2 separate regions of the Homo sapiens genome follow, and region 1 is linked to region 2. Evidence: chromatin contacts called from ENCODE Hi-C or POLR2A ChIA-PET data. All regions are on one chromosome and are shown on one strand. The core of a region is the stretch at or near the end of the contact, and the rest is flanking DNA. Distances in the headings are between cores, read along the strand shown.

Region 1 (4,260 bases), core at 757-3,256, 220 kb before region 2:
GGGGTTTCACCATGTTGTCCAGGCTGGTCTTGAACTCCTGACCTCAAGTGATCTGCCCGCCTCGGCCTCCCAAAGTGCTGGGATCACAGGCATGAGCCATGGCACCAGCCTTGCCTTGGCTCTTGATGCCTCTGTTGGCCTCAGCTCAGCCCCTCTTTCCTCTCCCCAGGCCGGGCACTGCTGCGGCTGAATGCGGAGAAGCTGCAGCGGATGGGGCTGGCCCAGGAGGCCCAGAGGCAGGAGGTGCTGCAGCAGGTGCTCCGCCTGCAGGTGCGTGAGGAGGGGCGGAGCCTGCAGCTGCTCAGCCAAGGTCAGTGTGAGGTGCCAGAGAGGCCTGGGGGCTGATGGAGAAGCCCCTCTGAGTGTGGGGTGGGATGACCTCAGGAGGTCGGCTGCAGGCCCCAGTAAGCGCCCTAATGCAGATGATGCCAAAGACCCCACCCCATTCTCACCCTCTTCCATCACACAGCTTCCTTCGGGAAAATGTCCTAGCTGCTGCTGAGGCTTGAACCCAGACCCCAGCACTGTGATGGGAGTCCACGGCTAGGGAGGAGGCCAAGCTGGCCCCGCAGCGCCTCTTGGACCCTGCGGGATGCCGGGGCGGCCAGGCTGGCCCAACGGACAGACAGGACCAGGATCACACCTCCAGGCGCCTCTGGTTGGACATTCCAGGTCGTGCCCTGGGGCTGGGTGGGTAGGGGGCTGCTTGAGTGTGGCCCCACCTCCTGGGACCTGAGCCCAAGCCCTCCCCTGGTGCAGCTGGCAGCATGTGGGGCAGCTGCCTGGAGCCAGAACCGGTTTGGATGTCCCCCCTAGACTCCCAGGGAGTCTGTTTATTTACATTCCCCTCTCCACGTGATGTCGGTCCCCCATCGCCTGCTGAGTCACTTGTCTGTCCACCCACCCAGCCCAGTTCTAGGTCGTTCCCCAGCACCTCCAGGTTGGCCCACACAGGTACCATAAGCTGCCTCGGCTCCCTGTGGCTTGTGCCCATGCACCTGCCAGGGCCCAGCAGGCCAACCCATCATCTAGAGTAGTGGCCATCAGCACCCGCCTAACGGGCACCATGCCAAGCACTTTCATCATTATTTATACATCGTCACCACACCCCCTCTATTCATGAGAAGTAAAGCTGAGAAAGGACCAGATTGACCAAGCGCCAGAGACAAAATGTGGCACAACGAGAACCCCAGCCCTGTCCAGGTGGCTCCGCGCCCAGGGCCCAGGCTTAGCAGTGCTCCCTGCCCTATCTTTGGGAAAATCTTGCTTTTATGGTCTTCCCCCCTCGCCCTCAAGAACAAGGGCCTTGTGCGTGGGCCTTCCCATTGCTGCTTTCCCAAGAAGGCCTGGATTCAGGGGAGAGGCCTTCCCAGGGCCACTCCCCTTACACCCTCCCAGAGGCCTGAGCAACCCCTCTCTGGGTGGTTTGGGGCTGGTGCTGCCTGGCGGAAGGACAGTGAGGGCGGCCCTAGCCGCCTCCACCCTCTTGCGCCTCTGCCCTCTCCCAGTCCCCCTGTGGCTTCTGAAAATCTCAGGGACAGATGAGGCTGAGCCCCTAGTCCCCTCTGTGTGCTTTGAGCCTCCAGACTCGAGGCTGGTCACTGCAGGTCCCAGGTGGAATTTGGACAACTGGCCTGGCCGCTCCCATCCTGTAAGCCCCCACCACGGGGAGACCCTCATCCCTGCCCCTGTGTGGCTGCGCAAGTATTCTGCCCGCCTCCCACCATCAGCCTTCGCCCAAGGGGCCCTTCTGCCTCTGCTTCCCTCCCTTCTCCTCTGTCTTGCCCTGGCCCACGCACGCCTGTCTCGTCTTCCTTGTTTTGCTGCACTCACTTTTTTATACTCTGACAAAAAAAAAAAATCAGAAATAAAGCTGGTTCCCAAGTGCTGGCGGTGCTGGGTCTGCGAGGAGAGGGCGTCTGGGCAGCCGCGGCCACCAGGGGGCAGTGGCGTCACGCCCTGGAGGGGCGTCTGGGCAACCCCGCGCAGAGGCTGGAAACAGGGCTCAAGTCACGCCTGTGGGCGGTCCCCAGTGCTGGACACAACGCCCGACACGCTGGAAGGGACGGCCCAGACAGCGCGTGAGGGTCCCGCGGCTGCCGTGACAGAGGACCACGGAGGGGTGCTGAGAACAGCAGACATTCATTCTCTCTGGAGTTCTGGAGGCCGCAGTCCAAAATCCAGCTCCCTCAGGGCCTCCTGGGGCGACTCCTCACCTCTCCAGCTTCCAGTGGCTGCCGGGGGAACTCGGGCGCATGGGCATTACCCGTCTCCGCCTCTGTAATCAGATCACCTCCTCCTCTTCTGTCTCTCAAATCTCCCTCTGTCTCTCTCTTATAAGGATGCTTGGATTTGGGGCCACCTGGGTAATACAGGATAATCTCCTCATCACAAGATCTTTCATCACATCTGCAAATACCCTTTTCCCAATAAGATCCCATTCACACGTTCAGGGATAAAACACAAACATCTGGCCTGGTACGGTGGCTCACGCCTGCAATCCCAGCACTGTGGGAGACCAAGGCAGGAGTGTCGCTGAAGGCCAGGAGTTCAAGACCAGCCTGTGTGACATAGCAAGACCCCATCTCTACAAAAAACTTTTGAAACTAGCCAGGCATGGTGGCGCATACCCGTAGTCCCAGCTACTTGGGAGGCTGAGGCAGGAAGATTCCTTGAGCCCAGGAGTTCAAGGCACAGTGAGCTCTAACCACACAACTGCACTCCAGCCTGGGCAACAGAGCAAGACCCTGTCTCAAACACAGATCACAGCACACACACACACACACACACACACCACACACACACAGCAATCAGACACATAAGAGCATAAACCACACACAGAGACTCAATGACACTGACACCAGCAAACACCAACACACACAAACACATGCATGTAGTTGGCCAGGCACACAGACACAAAGGTATGTAACAGCATGCCCCCATACAAAGATGTCATTACACAAATACACAAATACTAGCATGCAGACACACAACGACCTCCTAACACATAGAAACACATGGGACACGGCACATCCCCGGTGCACACAAACACACTGTATTCCACGACACCCTGGCATGTAGATGCTCACAGAAAACAGCCGTCCCTCACCAGCACCCTGACACTGAGACATGCCGCAGCCTGGACACATGGATACTGAAATCCAGACACATCGTCCCCAGGTACCCTGAGGTCTAGTCGCCCAGATGCTAAAATACAGACAGGCATTGGTCTCACCTAGCATGGGACACTGTCATATCCTGACACGGCAATGTCCAAACAGGTCGCATGTATGGACACCCAGACTTACACAGGGAGAGCTGACGGCCTTGGCTGCACCTAAGGGGACACACACTGACCCCTCAGGAAATCCTGCTGGTCCCGTCCCCAGGGTGGGAAAGGTCAACAAGGGAAGGACGTGATGACGCTAGCCTCACAGGGAATGCCCTCCCCTTCCTCCTCGGGTCACACAGGCTGGTGTGCACTGGCCTCTCTGACTCAGATTCCCGAAGGAAGGATTGACTGACTGCCTCTTCTATAAGAGCCAACCTCCAATCTCCATGTGAGTGCTCTGCACCAGCCTTGAGTGAAGCAGATCCCAGGCCCCTTTGAGGAAAGGCAAAAATCTTACTGCCCAACCCCCTAGCAGTGCCTCTGAGCTTGCTCCACGGGGTACAGGGAAAGGGGCCGACTGGGCCGGAAGGGCCCCAGCGAAGGAGGCACACCTGGTAGTTCCATTTCCTGACTAGCAACTTCCAGCCCACATCAATTTTAAGGAGTCCAGAATATTTGTAGTATGCAAAAAGGGGCATTACGAAACTTTTAAAAGTCTGTTTTAATTATAAAAGTAATATATGCACATGGTTTTAAAAAAAATGCTGGCTGGGTGCGGTGGCGCATGCCTGTAATTCCAGCACTTTGGGAGGCCGAGGTGGGTGGATCACGAGGTCAGGAGTTCGAGACCAGCCTGGCCAGCTTGGTAAAACCCCGTCTCTACTAAAAATACAAAAAATCAGCTGGGTATGGTGGCACGTGCCTGTAATCCCAGCTACTCAGGGGGCTGAGGCAGAATTGCTTGAACCCAGGAGGCGGAGGTTGCAGTGAGCAGAGATGGCGCCACTGCAGTCCAGCCTGGGCAACAGAGAGAGACTCCATCTCAAAAAAAAAAAAAAAAAAATGCTCTATGGGCACAAGATGAAAACCCAGAGTCTCCTTGACTCTTCCCTCCTGAGGCCTGAGGCCTTCCCTGGGAGATGGGTGCT
Region 2 (4,065 bases), core at 1,018-3,517:
GTGTTCAGCAGTAGTGCCTGTTTAATTAATTATGATGTGTTCAGACATCCAAAAGCTGTGTAGTTAAAAATCCCAGCACTGAAAGGTGGTCACAGTATGCAGAGGGGAAGATGTCCTGCACAGCAGCAAGTACATGGTAATCCCAGGGTGAGCAGCCCTCGGCACATGCGTGCACCGGGCTTCAGGTGGGTCTCCCGTAGGGTCCCGTGGACGTGGCTGCTCCGGGCTCTCTCAGTGGCCCATGCCCAGGTCTGACGTGCTGGTATCTGGGCCTGAGTAGCATAACGGCACTGGGCGTGCTGAGGGTCCCCCAGGTTTTTGAGCCTGGCCCCAGGGCACGCACCATGGAGATGGTGGTGTGGAGTTCCTGCCACTGAGTGACGTTGGGTCTCAGGGTTGGGGGAAAAGAACTTGATTAAATGGGTCTGGCTGCTTCTCCGGCGTCCAGCAAGAAGAGCCCAGGACTTTGAGTTGCACCCACATCTCCCATTTCGCCTGCACACTTTTGGGTCCGTATTACTCCACAGTGTTTGTTTCTTCTCTGCCTCCAGGGAGGCGTCTGATCGGACACCACGCCCAGGGCCTGCTACCCACACATGCCCAGTGGGGTCTGAGGGCTGGAAGGAGGGTCCTGCAGGGACCGGGCACTGTGTTCAGCATTGGCCGTTCTTACCCCTTGCCTCCTGCCTTTGGCCTGGATGGAAAGATCTCCTGAGAGCTGGGGCTCCTGAGCTCCCTGGGGCTCAGCCTTGCTGGCACCGCCCCTGCCAGACAGTGGGTGGGACAATTTATGCAGATGGTGGGGGAGCCTGGCCTGTCGCAGTGCTGACCAGCCCCCAGTGGGTGGCCGTGGGAGACAGCCCGTCCTGGCTGCTGGGCTGCGGCGTGCAGCCGTGGTCTGTGGGCCGCAGGGCGGTACATCCCAAGCCCTGCTGACGCCTCGCGGGTCCCTCTCTTTCAGTGAATGAGTTCACGGTGATCAGGAAGAAGTTCAAGTGTCCGTACTGCAGCTTCTCGGCCATGCACCAGTGCATCCTCAAGCGACACATGCGCTCGCACACGGGAGAGCGGCCCTACCCCTGCGAGATCTGCGGGAAGAAGTTCACGCGGCGCGAGCACATGAAGCGCCACACGCTGGTGAGTGCGGGGAGGGTCCGCGTGCCGCGCGCTGCGCGTGGCCACGATGTCCGGGCAGGCGGGTCCTGATGAGGGCGCAGACCGCCCCGGACCCCACACCGGGTCCACTCTGCACAGGGGGGACGACAGCAGGGCAGGGAGATCCGCCCCGGGCCCCTGTCTGCTCTGCCCCGGCCTCCTGGGTGTGGCTGGGCCACATGGCCCCTGCAGAGGCTTCGGCCCACCCTGCTCACCTGCTGGCCGCCAAGGCAGCCAGGCCTCGGCAAACTCAGCTCGCTCTGCTTGGAGCCCCCAACCCTCAGCCACCTCTGCGCCCCCCCGCCCCCGCCCTGCCTCGGGAGGGAGAACCCTGTCCTTGTGCCTGCCGACCTGTCTGCACCCACCGCGCCCACCCTGGAGCTCAGCACTGGCAGGTCGTTGTCAGGTAGCAGGTGTGGAGTGGATGGATTTGCTTGGGGAGGAAATAATAGAAAAAGGCAGCCTGGGAACAGGGAGGCAGATTTGCCAAAAAAGGCCTGGCGAGGGCATCTCAAGTGGGTGAGATCAACCAGTGAGGCGGGTGGGGCACAGGCAGCCCAGAGCGGGGCGGCCCCAAGGGTTCGGGGAGTCCTGGAACGCCCACCCCGAGGCGCAGGGTGCAGGGGGAGCTCGCGGCGGGCAGCTGTGTGAGGAGAGGCAGTGGAGGCGCCCCGGGCTCCGGGCAGAGGTGGGGCTGCTGTCGGGGCGGAAGAGGCTCTGGAGCATCGCTGCCAGTTTAGGAATCGCAGGAGAGTCAGCAGGTTCCGGAGCGGACCTGCAGGAGCCGAGCTCCACCGGGAGACCCACCGGGGGGCGGGGCTTCATGGGAGACCCACCGGGGGGCGGGGCTTCATGGGGAGACCCACCGGGGGCGGGGCTTCATGGGGAGACCCACCGGGGGGCGGGGCTTCATGGGAGACCCACCGGGGGGCGGGGCTTCATGGTGCGACCCACCGGGGGGCGGGGCTTTATGGGGAGACCCACCGGGGGGCGGGGCTTCATGGGGAGACCCACCGGGGGGCGGGGCTTTATGGGGAGACCCACTGGGGGGCGGAACCGAGCGCCAGAGGTCAGGTTCTGTTGGTTGCTGCTTTTCCAGTGCAGTGGTGGATACCCATTTGGGGTAACGACCCCTGTGGGAGCTCCCTGAGGTCAAGCTGCAGAGCTAGAGGGGTGCAGGGCCCTGGCCTCCCCGTGTTTGCCTGGCCGGCTGTGGGCGAAGGGCCACTCCAGGCCCTCGGATGCCGCCTGGGATGTGTGCTGGAGTGGATATGGAGCGGGGCTTAGTGCTGGGCTCTGGCCTTCCCTGATGCCCCCACATTTGCCTTTGCGAGGTGGAGGACAGTAGAGAAGGAACAGTCCTGGGAGGGGGCCCCTGGACCACGAGATGGCAGGTCTGCAAGGCCAGAAGCAGACCCACATCCACGCGGAGCCGCCGGGGCCCCAGCCTTGTTTTCCGTAGCGGAGGATGTGCTTCTGTTCACACAGGCCACAGGGCTGATCTTACAAACCACTTATAAAAAGCCGCGGGGGCGGGGGGAGGGGTAGCTGCACCAGGCCGACATGTTTCCTATTCAGAGAAAATCGCATCTTGTTTTTTAAACTGATAGGTGCTAACACGTTTTAACAACATGGATTGCAACGTCTTTCTTCAGCAAATCCGTATTAACCTCTCAGTAAACGTTTTGATCCTGTTTGAGGTTCAGTGTGGCTGCCTGTTCCTTCTCGTTGGATAGGGTTAGGGTTTGTTTTTTTGTTTTTTTTTTGAGACAGGGTTTCACTGTGTTACCCAGGCTGGAGTGCAGTGGCGTGACACAGCTCACTACAACTTTGACCTCCCGGGCTCAAGCGATCCTCCCACCTCAGCCTCCCAAGTAGCTGGGACTACAGGTGTGCACCAACATGCTCAGCTAATTTTTGCGTTTTGTGGTGATGGGATTTCGCTGTGTTGCCCAGGCTAGTCCCGAACTCCTGGCCTCAAGTGAGCCACTTGCCTCTGCTTCCCAAAGTGCTGGGATTACAGGTGTGAGCCACTGTGTCCGACCAGGGCTGGGATTTTTGTCCTGGGGTTCATGATTGGGCTTCAGGGGGTCATAATTCCCTGGAAAATGTACTTATAACATATGGAAAGCCAAGTGTGGTGGCACATGCCTGTAATCCTAGCACTTCGGGAGGCTGGGGCAGGAGAATAGCTTGAGGCCAGGAGTTTGAGACCAGCCTGGGCAAAATTGCGAGACTCTGTCTCTACAAAAAATTAAAAAAAAAAAAAAGTTAGCCAAGTGTGGTCCCAGCTACTTGAGAGGCTGAGGCAGGACGATCACCTGAGCCCAGTGAGGTCCAGGCTGCAGTGAGCTGTGATTGCACCACTGCACTCCAGCCTGGGCAACAGAGTGAGACCCTGTCTCTAAAGAACAACAAACACAAGCAAGCATATGGGGCTTGACTTTTTCTGAGGAGAGGCTCTGTGTGTGGCCTTCTCTGGGGTCCTGGACCTGAGAGCGTGGAGACCCGAGTGTGAGACAGCAGCTCTAGCCGGTCCAGCCTCCACTTTCACGATGGCACTTACGAGCACTGTCAGCCCTTCCCTGGCCTGGGTGGCCCCTCCACCCGCTCCAGGAAGAGCACCAGTGGCTGGGGCAGGGCCCCCCATGCCTTGGCAGGGCCACATTTGGAGGGTGGGCCAGCCGTGCTCTTGCAGCCACAGTGCCCCAGAGCCTGGGCGGGCTGCCAAGGTGTCCCGTCTTCCTTCTTGCTTCCTTCCAGGGCATTTGCCCATTTGCATGAGTTCCCAGCCATCCAGCCCTGGCCACATGGTCCCTGTGCCACCCCAAGCTGCCCCTGCTGCCTCCTCAGGTGCCCTGGCCCCTGCACACATGGGAGCCTAGGCCTCAAGGGGCCTCAGTGTTTTTC

What was found. Hi-C counts contacts between places; a loop is a spot of excess contacts on that map. ChIA-PET counts read pairs that join two places held with the same protein, here RNA polymerase II (POLR2A). Pooled maps may share reads with other maps.
Region 1: POLR2A ChIA-PET joins it to region 2 with 11 read pairs in H1. The contact joins two enhancer-like sites. A Hi-C loop is called at or near these places in 1 of 168 maps with a recorded cell type or tissue (prostate gland), 1 of 37 single-sample maps with no recorded cell type and 5 of 50 pooled maps. POLR2A ChIA-PET finds 5 or more read pairs at or near these places in 9 of 52 experiments (A549, Caco-2, H1 and 5 more).

What each region holds. Positions count from the first base shown.
Region 1 is chr20:63,971,742-63,976,001 of GRCh38, reverse strand. It overlaps SAMD10 (sterile alpha motif domain containing 10), which reads left to right. Exons shown (of 5, transcript NM_080621.5): 4 at 170-310; 5 at 470-1,886. The coding sequence ends at 492. Among named protein-coding and RNA genes, the nearest start is that of ZNF512B, 3.9 kb to the right of the region's middle. Within about 2 kb of position 2,006, at least 13 of the 41 ENCODE cell types and tissues checked have a DNase peak (open chromatin) inside an H3K27ac peak, as active enhancers do.
Region 2 is chr20:63,749,758-63,753,822 of GRCh38, reverse strand. It overlaps ZBTB46 (zinc finger and BTB domain containing 46), which reads left to right. Exons shown (of 5, transcript NM_001369741.1): 4 at 962-1,137. Among named protein-coding and RNA genes, the nearest start is that of ZBTB46-AS2, 8.0 kb to the right of the region's middle. RefSeq lists enhancers at 1-129, 130-1,081, 1,082-2,032. Within about 2 kb of position 2,267, at least 4 of the 41 ENCODE cell types and tissues checked have a DNase peak (open chromatin) inside an H3K27ac peak, as active enhancers do.